Regions from separate parts of the Homo sapiens genome. Here region 1 is linked to region 2. A link is a contact called in ENCODE Hi-C or POLR2A ChIA-PET data. All regions are on one chromosome and are shown on one strand. Each heading gives the region's core, a stretch centred on a gene start or an enhancer-like site at or near the end of the contact. The rest is flanking DNA. Distances are from core to core; before and after follow the strand shown.

Region 1 (3,326 bases), core at 157-2,656, 170 kb before region 2:
CTCTGTTCTCAGCTCTGGGTGTCCCCTCTGCTCCTGCCATCCCCCACCCTCACCTTAGATCAATCACTGTCCTGAGCTTCTCTAAACACTCCGTGTTGCTTCGAAGGGCGTGGGACCTCACTTCTCAGCAGTGTGACTCGAGTTTGCCCCTGGACATCTCCGTTTCCTCCTCTGGGAAGTGGGCTCACGGCAGTCCCGTCCCCATGCAGGGCTGCTGTGCAGATGGAATGGGAGGAGCAAGGCAGGCCCTGGGTCAGCGCCTGGCTCTGGACTTATCAGGACCATAAATAGGGTTCCTGGTGGTCGCTGTTTTATTCGTGGACTGCTGGCTTACGAGCTGCCCTGAGTGACGCGTGGGGTGACGCTGCCAACACCTGGCTACAGAGGTCCCTTCAGGGAGGACAGGAGAGCCTTGTGGTGAGGAAGCCTCTTTGGAAAGTGAGACTCAGTCATCAGAGCTCACCGTGCAGATGACAGGCTTCCGGGGCTGGACCTGGGGCGGGGGGGGGGGGCGTCAGGCGGACCCCCATCCCCAAGGGGCCCAGCTCGTCCTGAGGGGGCAGCCACGGCCCCTTTTCCAAGCTCCCCCAAGGATCCGCGGGTGGCCTCAGCCCCGCCCACCTCACCCTCTCTCCCGGCCTGACCCTTCCCCACTCCTCAGCCTCTGGTTCTGCTCTCAGCAGATGCCCCTGCTCAGCCTTCCAGAGCCCCTCCCATATTAGCGTCTTCCTGGGAGCACTGCTGTGCAGCTCCATGCCCGTCCCACCTTCTAGGCCAGAATTCATTCATTCATTCAGTCGTTCAGCACCACTGCCTGAGGGCTTACCTTGAGCAGGTCCCACGCTGGCTGACACCAGCACGCCGGAGGCCCCGGGCTGAACACACAGCGCCACCCACCGAGCCTGAGCAACGTTTGCTGCCGTCAGTGAAGCCCCCAGGCAGGGAGGCCACTGCAGGGAGGACTGAGCGGGCCTCGAGGGAGTGAGTGGCTGGGAACAGAGGGGTGCAGCCTTCCCAGGGAGGGGACAGGGTGTGGAGAGGGAGAGGGGGCTGGGGAGAGGTGAGCAGGCGTCTCCCGCTGTCTGAGGAGCTGGAACCTGGTCCGATCCAGAGGGCACCCTGGCATGGTCCGACCCAGGGGGTGCTTCTGCCGTGGGCTTCGAGAGGGCAGGGAGAGGGGAGGGGAGCTGCAGATCCCCTGGCTCCAGGCCATAAGGACCTGATCTCAGGTGGGGCTGGGGGGCACTGAGCAAACTGAGAACCACTCCCAGGCCTGGGTGAGGGAGCCAGGAGTCTGGGGTCTGGCCTGCCCAGCGTCCACAGCCCACTTTGCCAGGGAGGCCCAGGGCTGGTGAGGACCCAGCCGAGGTCCTGCCGCCACCCCAGCTGCAGCTGAGCTTGGAGAGGAAACCAGGTGCCGCTCGGGGACGTCGCTGCTCTAACTGCCCGCAAGGGGTGCTTCCGGGGCAGGCCTGGCCAGGACAGGGCGAGGAGGCCTCTCTGGAGGTCATGGGGACCCTGTGTCTTCTCTTCCTTCACACGCCTGGGCCTGCGACCTCACAGAGGCCACAGCATGCCCTGTCCGTCCTCACCAGCTGCAAGCAGGAGGCGGCCTGGCCGTAACACCGGCCTGGGAAGGCCGAGCACATTTGAGCAGCCTCATGGAAAGTTCTGGGGTTTATGACAACAGATTATCTGGTGGTGACAGCAGATCTGGGATGGTGCTTCCTGCCCACCGCCTTCTCTCTCTTTGAAAACAAAACCACCCACACATTTTGAAAGCTGGGCCCCTATGGTGGGTTCAGGATAGAGCCAACCCTGAACTCATGGGGAGACTTGTCCCACAGAAATGACGAAGATTCTTCCAGGAACAGACTCAGCCTTCTCTTTCCACCTGAGGGACACTCAGTCTCAGCCTGGAAACCAAAGATGGGGCTGGGCGGGTGCTGCGGTTTAGGCTGAATCATCGTCATAGCTGTGACCAATTGTAACAACAACAAAAACAGCAGCAGCAGCAGCAGCAGCTCATTTTTCTCTAACAGGCTTGTTGCATCTGCACTAAGTCAAGGTATCATTCCTGTCAAGGAGGCTTCCAGCCTGTGCTTGTTTGCTTCTCTTGATGGGGACCTCACTACCTCGGGCAGCTATGTATGTCCCCCAGGCGTGTGTCCAGTGTCCTGCTGGGGGCGCTGGCCCCCAATGTGCCCCTTTTGCTTTCAGACAGCCAGGACGTTGGGCTGCAACAGCCTAAACTGGCTCTGGCGTCTTACACAGCAGAGGAACTGGAGGGAGAGCTGAAGCTATTGGAATCCACGGGGAGGCAGGGAATGGTGGAAGCCACAGCCAGTGGGGCAGCTGGAACCACAGCCCAGAGCCAAGCTAAATGTGCACTCTCAATGATCTCCATTTGCCCAAAATTCGAAACCAGAAGGAAGCATTTGATTGGCTGAGCCAGGCACAGGCCCCGCCCTGGCTGCTAAGGGTAGAGGTGGCGGGAAGGGGAGGAGAGGAAGGGGAAAGGAAGGGCCAGGACTGCCTCCAGCAGGGTAAGCTGGGACCCCAGGCAACCACCACAGCCACCCTTTTCCTCCCCATTTACTGAGCTCACCGCAGGCCAGGCCACCAGGCCAAGTTGGATAATGTTTTATGTGATACCGCCTCATCCCGGGGTGTTTCCTCTCAGCACCATAACCACGCACACCCCATAATAAGCAGTGGGCTAGCTGGAGAGGCAGGAAATTGCCTTTGGGGTCCCATTGTAGGATCATCCCTTGTGGGTTTCGCCCTTTTATGGTGTCAGCCTCCCTGCCGGTGCTTCCCTGAGAGGGTCTCAGCAAACCAACATCTTGGTACCAACGATGGCGCAGAACAACTCTGTCCTTTTCTCCTTTGGCATCAAAAGACAAAACAAACCCAAATGACATCCATCCCAGAAGCTGCTCCCAGTTTCACTGGACAATGAGGAAGGGAAACGGGAAGGAAAGTAGGGTAGGACTGGCTGGGCCGATGTGCGGACTAGGAAGCAGAAACTCTCCTGAGGGAGGAAGCCAGGCCACCGGACAGGGCCAAGGTCTGTTCCCTAGGACGACAGAGCACACAGCACCTCAGTTTCATCTTTCAAGTCCCATTATTTGGCTGGGTGTGGTGGCACGCACCTGTGGTCCCAGCTACTCAGGAGGCTTAGGTAGGAGGATCGCTCGAGGCCAGGAGATGGAGGCTGCAGTGATCTGAGATTGTGCCCTGCACTCCAGCCTGGGCAATAGAGTGAGACCCCAACTCTAAAAAAAAAATTCCACAAATTCCACTATTTAGCCTGAGAGGCAGTG
Region 2 (3,529 bases), core at 433-2,932:
GATAATATAATGCAAGAGAAACTGCCTGTCCCCACAACTTCCAGGGCATGGAGGTAATAGTTTTCAATGTAAGCTTTCTGAAAAACTATTTGTTTTCCCTCAAACCTAAATAAGATCTCGGTTTGCTGGATATGAACACAGTCACCTCTGCTGTTACTGAAAGCTGGCATTTCATCAGGCCAAGTTGTTGAAACTCAGAGGAGTGCTAGGCCATTCAGCCTGGCCATACTGATTGAAAGCAATATTCCATGTTAACACAAAAGCACACAACACTGCATTAGAAAATCGAGGCTGCTATCTAAGATAGAACACAGGTAAACACAGCTACATCTCTCAATAAATACATAGATATCTCAATATATAACTCATAGATCAATTAAATAAGATATAGCCACTCTCCAGGCTGATCCCAATCCTATGAGGCTCAGAAGCCCAACAATGTTTGCACAGCAACAGTGGACACAGCCTCTCAGCCTCTTTACGGAAACGATAGCACCCCTTGTGCAAAAACCTTAATTTGAGCATTTGGAAATCCTAGAAGTGAGGTCACTTCATCAGTGCCCTCTGAACGCTAACAAGTGATAAAATATCTTTCATCATGAACAAGATCTTTATCTTCTATCAAGCTTCTTTGGAGGGGGAGAAAGATATGAATCATTAATCCCATGAATCACTCATCCTATGGGAGCTCAGGGAGGAATCTGAGTCTTCAGAGACTACCGTTAGAGCCCTGCATTTTAAAAACAAACACATCGTACACAGCTCCTGCATTCCTGCCACGCCTGTGCTCTCTGCACAGTTGGGCAGAACTAGTAGTTTTGCTGTAGCAGCCTTAGTGCCATCCAACTGCTAACACAAGCCACGCAGAAACCTACCCATCACTGCACTAATACGCACAGGGTTGCAGAGAAAGGTGTGTGAGGAACCCAGACGCTAGCCCTTCACTGCTTTCCTCCACCGTTTAAAAACAAAACCTTTCCTTAGAATCCTGTAAGCCTATGCAAGAAAGCATCTAGCATTCTCAATGAAATAAGGCCCCCATCCTTCACAGCCAGCAGCAGATAAATCTGGTGAAGGGCGGCTGGGCTTCCCCAAGTGGACCTCCCTCCCCACTCTGCCCGTGGCCTTCTCAGGCACTGGAAGAAGGTCATGTCAGTCAACTTGGTCCATGTTGCTATGATGCTCTGCTCCTTGTTTGCTCCTATCTCTACTCAGAACTTCCCAAAAACCAAGATTATATCTTATTCATCTCCGAATCCCCAGCACAGTGCATAGAACCAAGCATTTGTAGGCCCTGAGTAAATATTTACTGAATAAATAAGTGAATGGGGTTTACAGGCTCAGCCATTGTTCCTGTGTGCGATGTGATGGTTTTAAAATAAATATGTCCACAAATTCTTTGACACGTCTTTCTTCAAAAGGGAGAGCCTCATCCCCTCCCCTTGCATGCCAGTCAAACTTCGTGACTCATTGCAAATGAACAGAATGGGGTAGAACTGACGCTGTGTGTCTTCTGAGATTAGGTCATAAAAAGGATGGCTGCTGCCTGGCTCTCATTCTCCTAGATTGCTGGCTCTGGAGGAGCCAGAAGCCATGTCATGAGGATATTCAAGCAGCCTGCGGAGAGGCCTAGGTGGAGAGGAACCGAGATCTCCTGCCAACGGCCAGCACCAACTTGCCTGCCATGTGAGTGAGCCACCTTGCAAGTGGAGCTCCTAATCCCAGCCAAACCTCAGGTGACTGCAGCCTTACAAGAGGCTCTGAGCCAGAACCACCCAAACGAGCCACTCCTGGATTCCTAATCCACAGAAACTGTGAGAGATAATGTTCATGGCTGTTAAAGCACTAAGTTTTAGAGCAATCTGTTATGAAGCAATAGATAATTAACATAGCAACCTTGGAGGATTTCGGTGTTTTATAAGGGGGTTGAAAGGATTTTCTTAATGACAAAAAGTTAGTTTATAGTTATGTTGTGCTTATAATAAAAATTTTGTTGATGGGGTTGTTTTTTCTTGTAAATTTGTTTGAGTTCTTTGTAGATTCTGGATATTAGCCCTTTGTCAGATGAGTAGATTGCAAAAATTTTCTCCCATTCTGTAGGTTGCCTGTTCACTCTGATGGTAGTTTCTTTTGCTGTGCAGAAGCTCTTTAGTTTAATTAGATCCCATTTGTCAATTTTGGCTTTGTTGCCATTGCTTCTGGTGTTTTAGACATGAAGTCCTTGCCCATGCCTATGTCCTGAATGGTATTGCCTAGGTTTTCTTCTAGGGTTTTTATGGTTTTAGGTCTAACATTTAAGTGGGTGAAGGATATGAACAGACACTTCTCAAAAGAAGACATTTACGCAGCCAACAGACACATGAAAAAATGCTCATCATCACTGGCCATCAGAGAAATGCAAATCAAAACCACAATGACATACCATCTCACACCAGTTAGAATGGCAATCATTAAAAAGTCAGGAAACAACAGGTGCTGGAGAGGATGTGGAGAAATAGGAACACTTTTACACTGTTGGTGGGACTGTAAACTAGTTCAACCATTGTGGAAGACAGCGTGGTGATTCCTCAGGGATCTAGAACTAGAAATACCATTTGACCCAGCCATCCCATTGCTGGGTATATACCCAAAGGATTATAAGTCATGCTGCTATAAAGACACATGCAAACATATGTTTATTGTGGCACTATTCACAATAGCAAAGACTTGGAACCAACCTAAATGTCCATCAATGATAGACTGGATTAAGAAAATGTGGCACATATACACCACGGAATACTATGCAGCCATAAAAAATGATGAGTTCATGTCCTTTGTAGGGACATGGATGAAGCTGGAAACCATCATTCTCAGCAAACTATCAGAAGGACAAAAAACCAAACACCACATGTTGTCACTCGTAAGTGGGAATTGAACAATGAGAACACTTGGACACAGGAGGGGGAACATCACACACCGGGTCCTGTTGTGGGGTGGGCGAAGGGGGGAGGGATAGCATTAGGAGATATACCTAATGTAAATGACGAGTTAATGGGTGCAGCACACCAACATGGCACATGTATACATATGTAACAAACCTGCAGGTTGTGCACATGTACCCTAGAACTTAAAGTATAATAAAAAAATTTTGTAATAAGGAGTCTTCTATAGAATACAACCAAAAGATGGATATTGATATGCAAATTTGAATAGTCCATAGATCAAATTATGCTCCCTTAAATGTCACAACTATATTCAATAAAAGGTTGAGATATGAAATAGAACAATACTATAATATACTCCTTTTTGGAGATTATTTTGCTTTTAAAACCTATTTATTGCTTTAAAAAAACTATTGCTTTTAAAAACTATATATGACATATGCACAGAAAAAGTCTAGAACAATATCCATCCTAATCTTAATAACTTTTTCAGATAACAAAAACATTATTTTTTAATGTTTTTGTTACCTTTTCAAAATCTACATTATGTATATACTATTATTGTTCTATTTCCTAGCTTAAAAAAGAAAAACAAAACTTTTTAGACA

The links. A loop is a pair of places that touch in the nucleus more often than their neighbours do. ChIA-PET counts read pairs that join two places held with the same protein, here RNA polymerase II (POLR2A). Pooled maps may share reads with other maps.
Region 1: a loop to region 2 is called in a pooled map, with 2.7 times the contacts of the local background. The contact joins two enhancer-like sites. A Hi-C loop is called at or near these places in 3 of 50 pooled maps. POLR2A ChIA-PET finds 5 or more read pairs at or near these places in 2 of 52 experiments (HEK293 and Panc1).

Annotation. Positions count from the first base shown.
Region 1 is chr9:131,837,910-131,841,235 of GRCh38, forward strand. No RefSeq gene overlaps it. Among named protein-coding and RNA genes, the nearest start is that of RAPGEF1, 99 kb to the left of the region's middle. RefSeq lists an enhancer at 1-289. Within about 2 kb of position 1,407, at least 3 of the 41 ENCODE cell types and tissues checked have a DNase peak (open chromatin) inside an H3K27ac peak, as active enhancers do.
Region 2 is chr9:132,007,914-132,011,442 of GRCh38, forward strand. The region is part of intron 3 of MED27 (mediator complex subunit 27); the gene reads right to left. Among named protein-coding and RNA genes, the nearest start is that of MED27, 70 kb to the right of the region's middle. Within about 2 kb of position 1,683, at least 2 of the 41 ENCODE cell types and tissues checked have a DNase peak (open chromatin) inside an H3K27ac peak, as active enhancers do.